2 separate regions of the Homo sapiens genome follow, and region 1 is linked to region 2. Evidence: chromatin loops called from intact Hi-C (ENCODE). Cell type or tissue: dorsolateral prefrontal cortex. All regions are shown on one strand. Links, peaks and the distances in the headings refer to the core of each region. The heading gives the core; the rest is flanking DNA. Region 1 has its middle 77 kb from the start of EFHB. Region 2 has its middle 260 kb from the start of MIR4791.

Region 1 (5,383 bases), core at 249-5,248, 280 kb after region 2:
CTGCACATTGTGCACATGTACCCTAGAACTTAAAGTATAATAATAAAAAAGGTTATATTTATAAATAGTGAAAATAAGAAAAAAAAGAAAAAGAATCATTATATGAAAAAAGACACTTGCACATGCATATGTATAGCAGCACAATTCACAATAGCAAAAATATGAAACCAACCTAAATGCCCAGCAACCAACAAGTGAATGAAGAAAATGTGATATACATACAACATGGAATACTACTCAGCCATAAAAAGAAACAAACTAATGGCATTTGCAGCAACCTGGATTAAGTTGGAGACCCTTATTATAAGTGAAGTAACTCAGAAATGGAAAAGCAAACATCGTATGTTCTCACATATAAGTGGGAGCTAAGCTGTGAGGATGCAAAGGCTTAAGAATTATATAATGGAGTTGGGGGACTTGGATGGAAGAGTGGGAGTGGTGGATAAAAGACTACACATCGGGGGAGGAGCCAAGATGGTTGAATAGGAACAGCTCCGGTCTACAGCTCCAGGCATGAGCGACGCAGAAGACGGGTGATTTCTGCATTTCCATCTGAGGTACCAGGTTCATCTCACTAGGGAGTGCCACACAGTGGGCGCAGGCCAGTGGGTGCGCGCACCGTGCGCGAGCCGAAGCAGGGCGAGGCATTGCCTCACCTGGGAAGCGCAAGGGGTCAGGGAGTTCCCTTTCCAAGTCAAAGAAAGGGGTGACGGACGCACCTGGAAAATCGGGTCACTCCCACCCGAATATTGCACTTTTCAGACGGGCTTAAAAAACGGCGCACCACGAGACTATATCCCACACCTGGCTCGGAGGGTCCTACGCCCACGGAATCTCCCTGATTGCTAGCACAGCAGTCTGAGATCAAACTGCAAGTCGGCAGCTAGGCTGGGGGAGGGGCGCCCGCCATTGCCCAGGCTTGATTAGGTAAACAAAGCAGCCTGGAAGCTCCAACTGGGTGGAGCCCACCACAGTTCAAGGAGGCCTGCCTGCCATTGTAGGCTCCACCTCTGGGGGCAGGGCACAGACAAACAAAAAGACAGCAGTAACCTCTGCAGACTTAAATGTCGCTGTCTGACAGCTTTGAAGAGAGCAGTGGTTCTCCCAGCACACAGCTGGAGATCTGAGAACGGGCAGACTGCCTCCTCAAGTGGGTCCCTCACCCCTGACCCCCCAGCAGCCTAACTGGGAGGCACCCCCCAGCAGGGGCACACTGACACCTCACACAGCCTGGTACTCCAACAGACCTGCAGCTGAGGGTCCTGTCTGTTAGAAGGAAAACTAACAAACAGAAAGGACATCCACACCAAAAACCCATCTGTACATCACCATCATCAAAGACCAAAAGTAGATAAAACCACAAAGATGGGGAAAAAACAGAACAGAAAAACTGGAAACTCTAAAACGCAGAGTGCCTCTCCTCCTCCAAAGGAACGCAGTTCCTCACCAGCAACGGAACAAAGCTGGATGGAGAATGACTTTGACGAGCTGAGAGAAGAAGGCTTCAGATGATCAAATTACTCTGAGCTACGGGAGGACATTCAAACCAAAGGCAAAGAAGTTGAAAACTTTGAAAAAAATTTAGAAGAATGTATAACTAGAATAACCAATACAGAGAAGTGCTTAAAGGAGCTGATGGAGCTGAAAACCAAGGCTCGAGAACTACGTGAAGAATGCAGAAGCCTCAGGAGCCAATGCAATCAACTGGAAGAAAGGGTATCAGCAATGGAAGATGAAATGAATGAAATGAAGCGAGAAGGGAAGTTTAGAGAAAAAAGAATAAAAACAAATGAGCAAAGCCTCCAAGAAATATGGGACTATGTGAAAAGACCAAATCTACGTCTGATTGGTGTACCTGAAAGTGATGGGGAGAATGGAACCAAGTTGGAAAACACTCTGCAGGATATTATCCAGGAGAACTTCCCCAATCTAGCAAGGCAGGCCAACGTTCAGATACAGGAAATACAGAGAACGCCACAAAGATACTCCTCGAGAAGAGCAACTCCAACACACATAATTGTCAGACTCACCAAAGTTGAAATGAAGGAAAAAATGTTAAGGGCAGCCAGAGAGAAAGGTCGGGTTACCCTCAAAGGGAAGCCCATCAGACTAACAGCGGATCTCTCGGCAGAAACCCTACAAGCCAGAAGAGAGTGGGGGCCAATATTCATCATTCTTAAAGAAAAGAATTTTCAACCCAGAATTTCATATCCAGCCAAACTAAGCTTCATAAGTGAAGGAGAAATAAAATACTTTACAGACAAGCTAATGCTGAGAGATTTTGTCACCACCAGGCCTGCCCTAAAAGAGCTCCTGAAGGAAGCGCTAAACATGGAAAGGAACAACCGGTACCAGCTGCTGCAAAATCATGCCAAAATGTAAAGACCATCGAGACTAGGAAGAAACTGCGTCAACTGACGAGCAAAATCACCAGCTAACATCATAATGACAGGATCAAATTCACACATAACAATATTAACTTTAAATGTAAATGGACTAAATTCTCCTATTAAAAGACACAGACTGGCAAATTGGATAAAGAGTCAAGACCCATCAGTGTGCTGTATTCAGGGAACCCATCTCACGTGCAGAGACACACATAGGCTCAAAATAAAAGGATGGAGGAAGATCTACCAAGCAAATGGAAAACAAAAAAAGGCAGGGGTTGCAATCCTAGTCTCTGATAAAACAGACTTTAAACCAACAAAGATCAAAAGAGACAAAGAAGGCCATTACATAATGGTAAAGGGATCAATTCAACAAGAAGAGCTAACTATCCTAAATATATATGCACCCAATACAGGAGCACCCAGATTCATAAAGCAAGTCCTGAGTGACCTACAAAGAGACTTAGACTCCCACATATTAATAATGGGAGACTTTAACACCCCACTGTCAACATTAGACAGATCAACAAGACAGAAAGTCAACAAGGATACCCAGGAATTGAACTCAGCTCTGGACCAAGTGGACCTAATAGACATCTACAGAACTCTCCACCCCAAATCAACAGAATATACATTTTTTTGAGCACCACACCACACCTATTCCAAAATTGACCACATACTTGGAAGTAAAGCTCTCCTCAGCAAATGTAAAAGAACAGAAATTATAACAAACTATCTCTCAGACCACAGTGCAATCAAACTAGAAGTCAGGATTAAGAATCTCACTCAAAGCCGCTCAACTACATGGAAACTGAACAACCTGCTCCTGAATGACTACTGGGTACATAACGAAATGAAGGCAGAAATAAAGATGTTCTTTGAAACCAACGAGAACAAAGACATGACATACCAGAATCTCTGGGACACATTCAAAGCAGTGTGTAGAGGGAAATTTATAGCACTAAATGCCCACAAGAGAAAGCAGGAAAGATCCAAAATTGACACCCTAACATCACAATTAAAAGAACTAGAAAAGCAAGAGCAAACACATTCAAAAGCTAGCAGAAGGCAAGAAATAACTAAAATCAGAGCAGAACTGAAGGAAATAGAGACACAAAAAACCCTTCAAAAAATCAAGGAATCCAGGAGCTGGTTTTTTGAAAGGATCAACAAAATTGATAGACCGCTAGCAAGACTAATAAAGAAAAAAAGAGAGAAGAATCAAATAGACACAATAAAAAATGATAAAGGGGATATCACCACCGATCCCACAGAAATACAAACTACCATCAGAGAATACTACAAACACCTCTACGCAAATAAACTGGAAAATCTAGAAGAAATGGATAAATTCCTTGACACATACACTCTCCCAAGACTAAACCAGGAAGAAGTTGCATCTCTGAATAGACCAATAACAGGAGCTGAAATTGTGGCAATAATCAATAGTTTACCAACCAAAAAGAGTCCAGGACCAGATGGATTCACAGCCGAATTCTACCAGAGGTACAAGGAGGAACTGGTACCATTCCTTCTGAAACTATTCCAATCAATAGAAAAAGAAGGAATCCTCCCTAACTCATTTGATGAGGCCAGCATCATCCTGATACCAAAGCCAGGCAGAGACACAACCAAAAAAGAGAATTTTAGACCAATATCCTTGATGAACATTGATGCAAAAATCCTCAATAAAATACTGGCAAACCGAATCCAGCAGCACATCAAAAAGCTTATCCACCACGATCAAGTGGGCTTCATCCCTGGGATGCAAGGCTGGTTCAATATACGCAAATCAATAAATGTAATCCAGCATATAAACAGAACCAAAGACAAAAACTACATGATTATCTCAATAGATGCAGAAAAGGCCTTTGACAAAATTCAACAACTCTTAATGCTAAAAACTCTCAATAACTTAGGTATTGATGGGACATATCTCAAAATACTAAGAGCTATCTCTGACAAACCCACAGCCAATATCATACTGAATGGGCAAAAACTGGAAGCATTCCCTTTGAAAACTGGAACAAGACAGGGATGTCCTCTCTCACCACTCCTATTCAACATAGTGTTGGAAGTTCTGGCCAGGGCAATTAGGCAGGAGAAGGAAATAAAGGGTATTCAATTAGGAAAAGAGGAAGTCAAATTGTCCCTGTTTGCAGATGACATGATTGTATATCTAGAAAACCCCATTGTCTCAGCCCAAAATCTCCTTAAGCTGATAAGCAACTTCAGCAAAGTCTCAGGATACAAAATCAATGTACAAAAATCACAAGCATTCTTATACACCAATAACACACAAACAGAGAGCCAAATCATGAGTGAACTCCCATTCACAATTGCTTCAAAGAGAAGAAAATACCTAGGAATCCACCTTACAAGAGACGTGAAGGACCTCTTCAAGGAGAACTACAAACCACTGCTCAATAAAATAAAAGAGGGTACAAACAAATGGAAGAACATTCCATGCTCATGGGTAGGAAGAATCAATATCGTGAAAATGGCCATACTGCCCAAGGTAATTTATAGATTCAATGCCATCCCCATCAAGCTACCAATGACTTTCTTCACAGAATTGGAAAAAACTACTTTAAAGTTCATCTGGAACCAAAAAAGAGCCCGCATCACCAAGTCAATCTTAAGCCAAAAGAACAAAGCTGGAGGCATCACGCTACCTGACTTCAAACTATACTACAAGGCTACAGTAACCAAAACAGCATGGTACTGGCACCAAAACAGATAGTGATCAATGGAACAGAACAGAGCCCTCAGAAATAACGCCACATACTACAACTATCTGATCTTTGACAAACCTGAGAAAAACAAGAAATGGGGAAAGGATTCCCTGTTTAATAAATGGTGCTGGGAAAACTGGCTAGCCATATGGAGAAAGCTGAAACTGGATCCCTTCCTTACATCTTATACAAAAATTAATTCAAGATGGATTAAAGACTTAAACATTAGACCTAAAACCATAAAAACCCTAGAAGAAAACC
Region 2 (5,383 bases), core at 138-5,137:
CTAACTCATTTTACTTTTGGTCTACTTTCAGCAGATATCCTCAGAGCAACAAATCACTAGGCCTTTTAAATAAAAAACAGTCTAAGATTCTGTGTGTTTTATGTATGAATATCAAATATTTATATTACTTGCATCTGTCTTATGCCTTTTTTGGAGAAGTACATTTCCTTTTTCTTTTTCTATTTCCATTGTCTTTTGTATTTTTAGTATAATTAGAAAAAGCAAATGTCTTCTTTCTACCCTTAATCCTAATTGTACCACTCTTATTTTATAATTGAATTCACAGAATTATTTACTTATTTGTAAATTGGGTAAGTGATTTCAATATTCTTTGTATGTATTTTCCACAATAGCTACAAAATTCAACCCTTTTAAAAAATTAATCATTGAACATCTGAATATCATCATCATTAAAGGTAAAGTTTTTGGAAGACAAATCTGAAATATACTAGGCTGTATTTCACATAGTAATAGCATTTCAACTGGGTGTGACATACCTGCATCACATCTTCTTCCTAGAAAACATTTGAAATACTGCTCTGCTATCTTTTGATTGTGATAGTATGATAAAGAAATAGGAGTTACCCAGATTTTAATTCCTCTGATAATTTATCTTTAATTTTGAGATGGGAAGAGCAAAAGAAAATTTCTATACTATGAAATATATAAAATAGCCAGAGTATATCTTATAGAGTGTTTTTGCTTCTTTTATTTATCTGAAATAAAGTGAGACACTGTTGTCTCCTACCTCAGCTATTAACATCTGTATTTCTTTATCTTGTATGCCATTGATTAACAGTCTGTTTTGTTATTCAGAAACTTCTATTTTCCATGTCTGCTCTGACATCTCTCACATTCCCTTTCATCTTTCAGCTCTTTTCTTATGTCCCACCATGTTCCACCAGTCTGACTTTCTGCAGCACTGAATTTGCTGTCTAATGTTTTCAGAAATTATGTGAATTGGTCAACAGCAGAATTCTACCTTTTTCTTCCACAACTCTCATATTCTCTTTTATCAATGAAAATAGATAGCTGTTATTTTCTAAAAACCATTATGAGTCTCTCCTGCACAAAATCCATTTCAAGTCTTATTATCTGAATATTAGGAAAATTATCTCAGGAAGTACAAGGAAACAAAAAAAAGTCAATTATCTCGTTCCAGTCATAAGTAAATACAAATGAGAAAGGAAAAGAGGAAAATAAGCAAACAAAGAGGCTGATCATTTTCTCTTGTATACATCTTGTATGCATTATTATAAAGTTACTATTTTTAATTCAATTAAATTTAATTCAGTGGGCATGTCACTGAAGGATAGGCACACTCTCAGTGCTGAAAATCAAGTCTAAGTCCTAACCACTTCTAGATTTTATCTACAGATTAGGCATTGGAATGATTTATCCCATCCCATCATGCAATACTAGGTTTATACACAGAAGTTCAGAGCCAGAGTTTTGATGGGCCTGCCCTCAATTCTTTCTCCATTGAGGAAGAAGTAGTGTGTTTGTTTTATATTTCACAATTATTCACTCTCCCACCATATTTCCTATAAGAAGTTTCCACATCCTTGCCATTGCCATGTGACTTACTTTGGTCAATGAAATGTGCTCAGTGACTCACATACACCCTGACTGGGCAGAAGTTGTAAAAGGCCTTGTAAGTCTCCACCATTCGAATGGTACATCCCAGACAGATGTTGCTCCTTCAGCCTGGAATCCAGAAGAAGACATGTGGAACAGAACTATAGCCAGGGGCAGAGAACAGCCTGGAGCCACTGAGATCTAGGGGTGTGTGTTAGCAGAGCAAAGCTGACCAGCACTGTTAGGTTTGGAGTTGTATTCGTTTGCTAGGGTTAACATAAAAGGTTCCACAAACTGGGTGGCTTAAACAAGAAAAAATTGTTTCTCACCCTTCTAGAGGCCAGAAATCTGAGATCAAGGTGATCAAGTATCAGCAGGATTGATTCCTTTTGAGAGCTGTGAAGGAGAACTCTGTTCCGTGCCTCTTCCTTAGCTCCTGGTGGTTTGCTAGAAATTTTTGACCGCCTTTGCTTGTAGATGTATCACCCTGAGCTCCGCTTTCACATTCACCTGGAATTCTGTCTGCATGTCTATCTCTGTGTTCAATTTCCCCTTTTACTAGGACACCGGTCCTACTGGACTACAGTCCACCCTAACGACTTCATCTTAACTTGATCATCTGCAAAGATCTTATTTCTAAGTAAGGTCATATTCACAGGTACAAAATGTTAGGATTTCAACATCCTTTTAAAGGATATAATTCAACATCCAGCACAGGAGGACATCAGATTAACAAGAGTCCAAGTAAGGATCTTCAACTTTAGCCAGCAGCAACCTTCTCATACCTATGTTTTAGTCAAGCAGTACCAAGTTTGGGGCTGGAGAGCAGCAGGTTAGCTATTACAAATATTTTTACCAGTGAAGTAATTTTTTTCTGGATAAATGATTGCCTATGCTTTTCCTTGAGAAATTAGAAGGGAAAAATCTACTGGTGCTTTTCCTAATTCAACTATCTTTCTAGACATCATCCAATAGAGATTATTGTCAGGAACAATTTTCTGTAGACATCAATCAAATTAAAAAGAAGTAATAGCAAACATAATGGTATAATTTCTACTTTCAAATATCTAGTAGGAATGTTTAAGATAGCCATCAATGATCATTATGAAGTAACTTTTAGTAACTGAGCCAACATTTCATAATGCCCTGCATTCATTCATGCACACACACACACACACACACACACACACACACAGTCATTGAATTAGTGGTGGTAGTCAACCCAAATTAAGTAGAAGTCTGTATTAACTTATAGCTTTGGTGCCAGCTAAAGGTAATAATAACAGAAACCCTCAAAGTTATCAATTTTCTGTTTTATTTTTATTTGGCATGTATTCTTTATTTTCTGCCTGCATTTCCAAAGTTTCATTACATTAGACTCATATTTAATAAGACTGAAATTTTAGTGGTTGTAGAAGCAAATGGTTGTAGAGTAGTAAGTGAATAAATTGATATAAGATCAGTTTTCTAAAGCATGTGATTTTCAGCTTAATCAATTATTATTCTCTGTGTCCACATTAATTTCTAGGCCTATTATTATTAAAACACTCCTGATTAAATAAATTGAGCTGATACTTATACAAATACTAATTATGGTTTAAGCCAAATTTATATAAACATTTCTACTGGGTTTACACATACTACATTATATGGAATATTCTGACATCAAATTTGTATTCTACTATTAAATATAACTCAATTTTAAAATACTTCGCACTGGTCTGAAATCACAGGAACTGTTAACTCTGCCATGGTTAAGTGAAATGTATTATGCCATTTACGTGGTTTCCACAGCTATGGGACCTAGCAGATAATTAGGTGTTAGAAAAAATCAGAGACTTAGTTCCAAGGCGCCTCTTCTACTGTGCAGAAAGATTGGCAGCACCAATTCCATTAGCCAGAGGCCACATTAAGTCTGAAATTTCAAATGCAGTCAGGGTGGCTGTGTCTCCAGTGGTTGTAAATGGTCATTGACATTCAGACAGATAGTCATATTTTTAGCATTTATTTACCTTTCTTTATTCTTTACCTTCAATATGACTGTCATTGCTCAAAGCAGCTAGGAAAACAAAAGGGATGGGGATAAAGAGTGATAATGCTTCAGCAAGAATGAGGGCTGAGCAATCAAGCATGACTGTACGTAATGTCTAAAAGGTTACAATGCAGTTATCTTTCAGGATTATTTTCTGTATATACCAAATTGATTGTCATGTCATTGAGTAGAATTTTCATTTATTTTATTATTTTTTTCTCAAGCTGCTACATGAACCCAATATTTTATATCCATCTTATAACCAGGAGAGAGTTTCATTTGTCAGGGATAGTATAAGAAATAAAAGATGGATAAAGATTCAGAAGCAAAATAAAAAAGAAAGGAAGATGAAAACAAACTCAGGATTCGGAATCCCGGCAATGCAAACCAATATAAAGGAGATTGTGGGGGTGACCATGAGGGCAAATACTGGAACTCAATCTGAGACAAAATTTCCTCATATGCCTTCTGGAGATCCAAATACAATCTGTCAAAATTATATTATTAAAATGAGATAAATGCCTTATGTAAACAGGATGAAAGTGGCTCATACAAATGGGGAAGCAAAGCAGAGAATGGTGTACAGAATCTTGGTGAATGTCTGCTGTCTCCAGGATGATGTCATGGCTATAAAATAAAATTTATTGTGATACTGTTTCAATGAGATTAAGGAGTCTAGCGCGAGTTCAGAGCACCCTCTGGCCTGCTGAGTTTGTCTGTAATGTATGGTTAAGAGTCATACAAGAAATGCTAGAGCTATCACGTTGGTTGTGAACCATCAAAAGTTTCTGTGGATTATATTAATGTTGAATGGATAGACATACCCCTTTGGGGTGGCAGCAACAAAGCTACAGCAATGAAGGAAGAAGCCTGTCCACATACATGTCTCCTAAGACCATCTCTATGTGGCTCTGAATCTTAGTCAGGCACTGGTATTCATGAGCACCTGGATGAATGCTCACTAGAGACCTTCCTGGGCAAGACTGCCTTACTCATTCCCAAATAATGCAGCCTGGGAAACAAGACACCTAACTGCTTATTTCAGGAACCCATCAAATCCAGATCCTCCTCAACTTACAATGGAGTTAAGTTGTGATAAACTCATTGTAATTCATGATAAACTCATTGGAAATTGAAAATACTGTAAGTTGAAAATGCATTTAATATGCCTAACCTACCAAACATCATAATTCAGCCTTGCCTACCTTAAACATGCTCAGAACACTTGCATTTCCTACAGTTGGGCAAAACCATCCAGCACAAAGCTTATTTTATAATGAAGTATTGAGTTATCTTGTGTAATTTATTGAATATTATACTGAAAGTAATAAACAGGATGGTTGTAGGGGTGCTTGAAATACAGTTTCTACTAAATATATATTACTTTCACACCATCGTAAAGTCAAAAAGTCATAAGTCGAGCCATCATAAGCCAGGGACCATCTGTATGCAATAGAGAACACTCAAAAACTTCCAATACCTTTTTGGCATCATGCAGACAAGTTGAATAGACTGAACATGGCCTAGGTATTTCATTTTTTGGCATCCAAATTTAATTTCTCAAGGTTGATACCCCGGTAGTTCTATCATATTTGCTACAGAGATACTCAAACCAGAGATCTACATTAGTTTGCATTTATCAGGTACATGAGCATATTATCAATATGGAGGACAGTTGTGCTTAATTTCCTTTATTCATTACCCACTGGGAGATGGTGGAGTCACTGTGTAGGCCAAAAATAATAATACTTCGTGACTAGGCTTGTCTCCATT

Evidence for each region. Hi-C counts contacts between places; a loop is a spot of excess contacts. Peaks named below come from ENCODE experiments on the same cell type or tissue, not always from the same donor. Only the 100,000 strongest peaks of a DNase experiment are listed, where the experiment ranks them.
Region 1: a loop joins it to region 2, with 1.0 times the contacts of the local background. A loop is called at or near these places in 2 of 110 quality-filtered maps.

Annotation. Positions count from the first base shown.
Region 1 is chr3:19,854,590-19,859,972 of GRCh38, forward strand. No RefSeq gene overlaps it. Among named protein-coding and RNA genes, the nearest start is that of EFHB, 77 kb to the right of the region's middle. RefSeq lists an enhancer at 680-1,267. In dorsolateral prefrontal cortex, for the core only: no CTCF peak of the experiment used is centred there; no DNase peak of the experiment used is centred there.
Region 2 is chr3:19,570,218-19,575,600 of GRCh38, forward strand. No RefSeq gene overlaps it. Among named protein-coding and RNA genes, the nearest start is that of MIR4791, 260 kb to the left of the region's middle. In dorsolateral prefrontal cortex, for the core only: no CTCF peak of the experiment used is centred there; no DNase peak of the experiment used is centred there.